Linked DNA regions of Homo sapiens: region 1 is linked to region 2. The links are chromatin contacts, found by Hi-C or POLR2A ChIA-PET in ENCODE. All regions are on one chromosome and are shown on one strand. The core of a region is the stretch at or near the end of the contact, and the rest is flanking DNA. Distances in the headings are between cores, read along the strand shown.

Region 1 (3,995 bases), core at 272-2,771, 150 kb after region 2:
CTGAGCCCCTGCTCCCCAAGTCTGTACACATGCACCCTGGGTGCTCAAGCCACAGGCCCTGTTGTAATGGGAAGAGAGAATTCCCTCTTGCAGGAAAGCGGGCTACAAAGATGAAGGGTGGTGGGTGGCAAGAGAGGCCCGGACACACCCTGGGCCCAAGCCTCACTGGTAATGGTTGGAGGGTGGTGGGAAAAGCCATAGGAGATTCTGGGGGAGGTCACAGGGATGGGGGTGAGAGCGAGCTAAGTGGTAGCCAGTGGCGGGGCCCCTGGTGGTTGGGTTTTATTGGGAATGAGGCCGGGCAGGGAGTGACTATAAGACCCAGCTGGTCGTGGCAGAGGTGGGAAGGGAATTTAGGGAACTTGCTCTCTTGGCTTCATGTCTGGGGACACAGCACGGGTGAGGCTGGTGGGTGGGTTGACCTGCTGGTGGTCCCTTCAGACCCCTGTCCCAGTTAGTCCCTGGGGACCCGTCCCTTTGGACCTGACTCCTTGGGGTTGAGTTTCCCCTTTCACCTGGCCAGGATTTAGCATCTTCTTCTGGAGGAATGAGGAGGTTTGGGTGACCTGCCTCTTCCTCTTTCACCTGGCCAGGCTTTAGCATCTTCATCTGGAGGAACAAGGAGGTTTGGGTGACCTGCCTAGTGCCAGGGCAGGACGACTGCCACCCTGAGTCATGTTCTGCTGGTGTCTTTCAATTAGGCAGGAAAGCTCACTTCACAAGGAGCTTCTGTGTCACTGGAGTTATATGGAAATGAGGACATCAACGCAGCCCTCAGGGGCATGCGGGAAGAAGCAGAGGATGGGCCAGAGAGGGTCCTCCCTACCCTCCTCCCAGGTTTGGCCCTCTAGGCCACTCTACCCACTGCATACAGGGATGGGTGTGGTGCCCAGTTCCTCACCCTCTGGGACATAGAACTCCACCTACCCACAAAACCCACTTCCTCAGAAGCGTTAGGGCTGCCTCGGTGCCCTAACTGCAGGTGTGCAGGGCGGGGCTGAGGAAGAGGCAGTTAGGGCTGAACCCAGCAGGAGGGAAGCAAGCTCGCCCAGCTCTAGGTTTCTTGTGAACCCTCAGGACCTGCCTTTGGAGGCAGGTCCTGAGACTGCTGGAAGAAATGAAAATGATGACGATTACAAAGATGAAGGGAGAGAGTGTTAATGAATCACAGATCTTCCTTCCCCTATCAGGTCACCTTGTGTCAGTTTAACAATGACCACCCCCCCCCCAAAAAAAAAAAGCCACACACACACACACTGAGAAGGGAAACACTTTGTTTTTCTGCACTGTCTGAGCTCCATCAGATAATGGAACTGCTGAGCTCTCTGTTCTGCCACTCCACATTGATGGATTTCATGGCAGAGTAACACTTTGGAAATGAAAGTTTCTCTTCTACTTCCTAAGTGAGGGAGACCCAGAATCCAAGAAAGGATCCTTGGCTCAGGAAATCATCTGCCATCGGTGGCCAGGGGCAGCTGGAGCGTCAACATCTAACCTGTGGGAAGATGTACCCTCTGCAATAGGCCCCTCTGCCCCATCCCCAGAAGTCCCCAAAAGTTTCCAGGAGTGTCAACAGATGGGGGAGGGATCAGCCACTCTCACCCTCTGAACTGTGAGGGTTTCTCTTCCCATTTCTCTAGGAAGCAGTGGCCATGTTGTTGCCCAAAGCAGATGTCAAAAGAGAAACTTAGAAGAGGCTTCTGAGACTAGCAACCCTCCCACTCAGGATGGAACCAAATTCAGGGAGCACGTCTCCCCACACAGCTGAAATTAATGCAGAGGTGAACGCCTTCTCCCTCGGAAGCAGAGCAAGAATGATTCTTGATTACACTGAGCCTATGGAACAGCCCCCACTGTTCAAGAGCCAAGATTAGTGTGAAGCACCTCTCAATCATTTAAGATTTGATTGTTTAACATGAGGCTGGGTGGGTTCGTCTCAGTGCTGATGTCAACAATCGACCCCATCGTCCACATGGCTCCCTGGGTTGCACCATGAGCCAGCCACTGCTGCTTCTGGGTGCCAGGCTGTCCGGCAAATCCTCTGACCCCCGTCTCTCCCTTCTAGATTTTTCTGAGCTGCCACTTCCTCTCACCCTCCAGGCAGGCAGAGCCTGAAACCCCCTCTCTCAGAAAGGGTTGCATCAAACTCATTTGATGCACACAAATTCACCGAGGGAGAATCCTTTGACAAGCAGGCTCTGGGGCCCTGGGGCTGGGGCTTGAGAGCCTGGGTCTCTAACACACCCAGCAGTTGCTGATGGCGGGGCCAGAGCTGGAGTGGCCAAGGTTTTAGAGCAGTACTTATGGTGGGTCTCTCTCTAGCTGGGCCATCCTTGAGGCCATCCTCTTCATTTCAGATCAGTTTGCCCCCTCCCCATTTCTCAAAGCTGCTTACTGTTTGCTGGAAGGGAAGGCTGGACTCCTCCACCCCACCTTCCACCCCCACCTTCCTTTCCCCTCCGCCCCACACCCGTTTCTCTGCTCCCTAGTCTGTTTCCTGTACAACTTTAGGACATGGCCTTCATTCATGTTACCTTTCTGTTGTTGTTTTTTTATGAGCTTTAGTTAAGATAACTAATTGCTGCAGACAAAACCAGCTCAAAACAATTTAATCCACACTTTGAGAGAGGGAGAAAGAAATGCACTCTGCAGAGGAATCTGAAGAATGTAGAGAACCATCCAATCAACGACTATTCCAAGCATTTCCCTGAGAATGCAAACTTCCACCCACCTCAAGCCCTCCAGGAACTTGCCATTTTCACCACATCACTATGCAGCGTCACACCAGGAAGTACCCAGAAAACTTCGCACGATCCTCCGGAAGCCTCACCCCTTATCGGTGACCACCCTTCTGCTATATCCAGTCTTTTTCTCAGCATAAGTGTTTTACATACTTGATATCAGAGTGTAATTTAAAATCTATTTCTTGACTTTTTTACTTAATAAGTTTTTAACTGTCACTAAAAATTCCTGAAAAAATGTTGTATAACTCTTTCCGTTATTTACTTAATCATTTCCCTATTGTTGGAGACATAGAATCCAATTTAGGATTTGTTTTGTGGAAGGTTTCTTTGTTGCTGTTTTTTGAGACGGAGTCTCGCTCCGTCACCCAAGCTGGAGTGCAGTGGCGCAATCTCGGCTCACTGCAATCTCTGCCTCCCGGGTTCAAGCGATTCTCCTGCCTCAGCCTCCCAAGTAGCTGGGATTACAGGCGCCCACCACCACTCCCGGCTAATTTTTGTAATTTTAGTACAAACAGGGTTTCGCCATGTTGGCCAGGCTGGTCTTGAACTCCTGAACTCAGGTGATCCGCCCGCCTTGGCCTCCTAAAGTGCTGGGATTACAGGCGTGAGCACCGTGCCTGACCTGTTTTGTGGAACTTTTGAAAGCACAGAGAGGCATGCTCACATCTCATGGACACCACCCGAGTTAGATTAACTTCCTTTCAAACTGGAAGTAGAAGGAGACCATGTTTTCATTTGCCCACTCACTCACTCAGCAAATTTCACAGCATATTCCCCGTGTGCCAGGTATTCAGGGAAAGCCCGTTGTCCGTCTGAAGTCTATTAAGAGGTTAAATAGTCATCAGTCCACTTCAAGCTGGTCGATCGCCTTTGAGCATGGGAGGTAAGAGCTAACTTTGCAGTAAACCGCTCAACACAGAAACCAGCAAGGGCTTCCACATGCAGCCCCGTTCCTGGAGCAACAAATCACAACATCCGTCACTGTAGACTCTGGCCTGACACAGATGGTCCCCACATTCTTGAAGGCAAGGACTAAGAAAGAGTGGGTCAGGGTCCGTTTGGAAATTATTTTCAGGAAGCTGGCCCTCTGAGGCCAAATGGTGGGAGGTGGAGGGGACTAGACTTGGGCGGGAAGAAACATCCTCATCCATCCTCATCCTTATGGAAACCTGTGTCCCAGTTCCCTGTCTGCATCTTCAGGTGCCTCTGGTACAAGTCTATGTGGATGCCTGCCTCAAACTCATCACACAG
Region 2 (3,674 bases), core at 58-2,557:
ATACCTAATGCTAAATGACGAGTTAATGGGTGCAGCACACCAACATGGCACGTGTATACATATGTAACAAACCTGCACGTTGTGCACATGTACCCTAAAACTTAAAGTATAATAATAATAAAAAAAAGACTCCATCTCAAAAAAAATGCTTTTCAGACTCCTGCTTTTAGGATTTGTAATATAAATTATATTTATAATAGCAATTATGAATTTTGAAAATTCATGTTTATAAAAATTATTAAAGGTTATATAGTATTGCTTTTGTTTTTCAAGAGAAGTTAATTTTCTTCAGGTTGAAATTGCAAAGGATTCTGTGGTTAATCTGATTTTTATTTATTCACACATTACACATTTGGGTTTTTTCCCGTGAACACCTATGAAATTCTGTTCTAGCATTTGATTTTTTAAAAATGTAGTCAGATAAGTGTAGATGTTGCTGCCTTTCAGTTAAATTTGTTGAGTTTGATTGGCAATACTGCTTTTCGCATTCAAGTCTTACTAGATCTGAAAAGCTGTTTTTTAAAAATTCTTTTCTCTATTCAATTACTGTTTCTGCTTCATTTGTCTTCTTTCCTCTTTGGGAACATTGTTAGGCTTTCTGTTAAAATTTTTCCATGTATTATCTTATCTATCATCTTTTTACTTCTTTATCCTTTCTCCTGTGTTTTGAGGCTGTTTCTCAAGTTTTTTCTCCACAAGAACAATTTTGATTTTCCGTAGGGAACCAATCTCTGCTCATTGCCTTGAATGTAAGTTTTTATTGAGCTTTTATGCTTTTGATTGGCAGGCAGGCCCTTTGCTTATCTTTTTATAGGCATCGTCCTATATAATTAATAGAAAAGTAAAATTTTCTTAAAATTTCTTTTTTTAATTAATGAAATAAATTGTATTCAAAGGATGTCCTTTCTTTGAGAGTTTAATACCTGCTACATAAACACTATGAGTATATTAGTCTGTCCTCACACTGCTATAAAGAAATACCTGAGACTGGATAATTTATAAAGAAAAGAGGTGTAATTGGCTCACAATTCCACAGGCTATACAGGAAGCATGACGCTAACATCTGCCTGGCTTCTGGGAGGGCCTCAGGAAACTTACAATCATGGTGGAAGGCAAAGCGGGAGCTGGCCCATCTTACATGGCCAGAGCAGGAGGGAGAGAGGAGGGGGAGGTGCCACACACTTTTAAACAGCCAGATCTCAGAAAAACTCTCTCGGGAGAACAGCACCAAAGGGATGGCGCTAAACCATGTTGGAAGGATCCACCCCCATGATTCGAGCACCTTCCACCAGACCCCACCTCCATCATGAGTTGAACGTGAGATTTGGGTGGGGACACGGATCAAAACCATGTCAATGAGTCAGCTTTTATAGCAGGTCCCTGATGTAAATCACTCCCCCTATTAATACCCAGAGGCACTCCTTATAGTGGCATGACCAGACATCTCCACCCTGTTGTCATTACTGTTAGCATAAGTGATACAGTAATTGCAGAGTTCTCAGTTTTGTGTCTTAAAATTAATCTTAAAGTAGAGGTTTCACAGATTGTATTTCTGCTTCTCTAACTATTTTTATTCCCATTTGTGTCTGCATAGATGAAGAGAATACTGAGATGTAGACTGTGAAATACAAATGAACTCAGCAATATGGTTTTTGTGGGTTTTTTTCTGCACCATCACAACATGAGGAGGTTGACACGTTATTTGGTTCTTCCTGTTCTTTCTTCTTTTTCTCAGAAGTTATTTTTCTTGGTTTTCAGGCACTATAAGACATCTCTCTCCCCAACGGCTGCACTGAAGGTGAAAATCCTTTTGCCCTTATCTCAGGGAAATGAAGATTTATGTTCACACACACACTCAGACCTGTACGCTAATGTTCATAGCAACTTTATTAGTAATAGTTGCTGGAAACAACTGATGTCCTTCAATGCATGAATGGCTAAACACACTCAGTGCCTCCATCATGGAATACTACTCAGCAATGAAAAAGAAGGAACCACAGTTACCTGTAAAGCCTGCACGAATCTCCAGAGAATTATACTGAGTGAGAAAAGCCACATGTAAAAAGTTGTACTATATGGTTCCCTTTATACAACATTCCTAGAGTGATGAAATGATAAAAATAAAACAGAGTAGTGCTTGCCCGGGGTTAGGAATTAGGTGGGAGAGGGAAGGAGTGGGCGAGGCTCTAAAAAGACAACAGGAGGGATCTTTGTGGTGACCGAATGTTCTGGATCATGACATAGAATCGTTAATATCCTGATCAAAATATGATAGTAGAGGCCAGGCACAGTGGCTCATGCTTGTAATCCCAGCACTTTGGGAGGCTGAGGCGGGCGGGTCATGAGGTCAGGAGTTTGAGACTAGCCTGGGGCTGGTGTTGCTTGATGCCGAAGCTGAGTAAGTCTTTCCTAATGGCATAAAACACCCATCTTGGCTTACTTGGCTTTAATGGACAAGACCAGCTGATGCAGAGGGAGCAAGAGGTGGTTGGTGAGCAACCCTTGGGGCCTGAAGTGTGTGTCCAGAATCACTAAGGATTCCTGTGCCTGAAGGGCCAGCTGTCTCTGCCCCACCCTGTTTAGGGAACCCAGGCTGCAGGGAAGAGGTCAGGAACTTGAAGCAGTTGCCATATTGGTGCAGGGCTGCACGGGACTGAGTCCTCCCACCAATGCAGCAACAGTTTTTGTTCATTTCTTGACTCTTCTAGTTCATTTCCAAAATTTTTCTGTCTGGGATGCTGGTAATAAAAGTGCGTGTAAGCTCCTAGAATCATGGGCTCCAAGCATTGCTTTTGGTGATCAAATGGACTGACCCAACAGCTGCAGAAACTTCGTTCCTTTGTGTTTGTTTAGTCTCTTAGCCACACGAGCGCCCAGCCTGGAGTCTGGAGGTGAGCTCTCATTCCACCTCTTGAGCTAAGCAGGTGAGAGGTCCTGGAAAAATCACCTGGCAGGAAGGAGTCCATGGAAAGTTCGGTCTTGCCTCCTTTATTAGCTTGTTTGAAGGATCCAATAACGGGAATCTGCTTCAAAATACAAGACTGTTCTACACATGGGACAGATTTTTACCTTGATCATAATCCTTGATTCTTCAGGGCTCACCAGCATCAGAAATATGGGAAAGAAAACAATTTAAAGCCTGAATTTTAAAATGATAATTAAAATTAGACCTGTGCTCCCCAGACAGTAATATTAATGGATTCAGAGGGGTTAGTTGAGGATCTAGGATCTTTAGCCACCAGGACTTTGTCCAGTGGCTGAAGGCATCATGTCAATAGTTCAACCTTCCTGAGGCTGCCATACTGTGAGGATGAGCAAACTGTACCCTTTGGAGAGGTTCATGAAGAAGTTGGAAGACCACAGAGGGAGAGAGAACCGCCAAGCTCACCCTCAGCTGTGGCAGCTGCCACTGTTCCTTCTCCATCTACCATCCACAGTCCACGAGTGATGATAAGCCAGAACCCCCTAGCTGAGCCCTTCCCAAATCCCAATCCATAGGAACTGTGAGGGGTGTTAACATGATTCTTGCTCCTCCAGGTGTTTTGCCATGAATCACTAGCTAAGCAAGATAACCTTCTCCTAAGCACACATTTCAAGTGGAAGCTGTTCATCTTCCCATAAACCGTAAGACCAAGACAACAGATCAGTTAAATTCTGGTTTCCCTTATTTCAGT

The links. A loop is a pair of places that touch in the nucleus more often than their neighbours do. ChIA-PET counts read pairs that join two places held with the same protein, here RNA polymerase II (POLR2A). Pooled maps may share reads with other maps.
Region 1: a pooled map shows a loop between it and region 2 (4-fold over the local background). The contact joins two enhancer-like sites. A Hi-C loop is called at or near these places in 1 of 168 maps with a recorded cell type or tissue (mammary epithelial cell), 4 of 37 single-sample maps with no recorded cell type and 9 of 50 pooled maps. POLR2A ChIA-PET finds 5 or more read pairs at or near these places in 13 of 52 experiments (CD4-positive, alpha-beta T cell, CD4-positive, alpha-beta memory T cell, CD8-positive, alpha-beta T cell and 9 more).

Annotation. Positions count from the first base shown.
Region 1 is chr2:234,425,155-234,429,149 of GRCh38, forward strand. No RefSeq gene overlaps it. Among named protein-coding and RNA genes, the nearest start is that of LINC01891, 27 kb to the right of the region's middle. RefSeq lists enhancers at 2,303-3,502, 3,152-3,723. Within about 2 kb of position 1,522, at least 13 of the 41 ENCODE cell types and tissues checked have a DNase peak (open chromatin) inside an H3K27ac peak, as active enhancers do; they include CD4-positive, alpha-beta T cell and CD8-positive, alpha-beta T cell, where a contact is called at or near this core.
Region 2 is chr2:234,277,389-234,281,062 of GRCh38, forward strand. No RefSeq gene overlaps it. Among named protein-coding and RNA genes, the nearest start is that of LINC01891, 180 kb to the right of the region's middle. Within about 2 kb of position 1,308, at least 3 of the 41 ENCODE cell types and tissues checked have a DNase peak (open chromatin) inside an H3K27ac peak, as active enhancers do; they include CD4-positive, alpha-beta T cell and CD8-positive, alpha-beta T cell, where a contact is called at or near this core.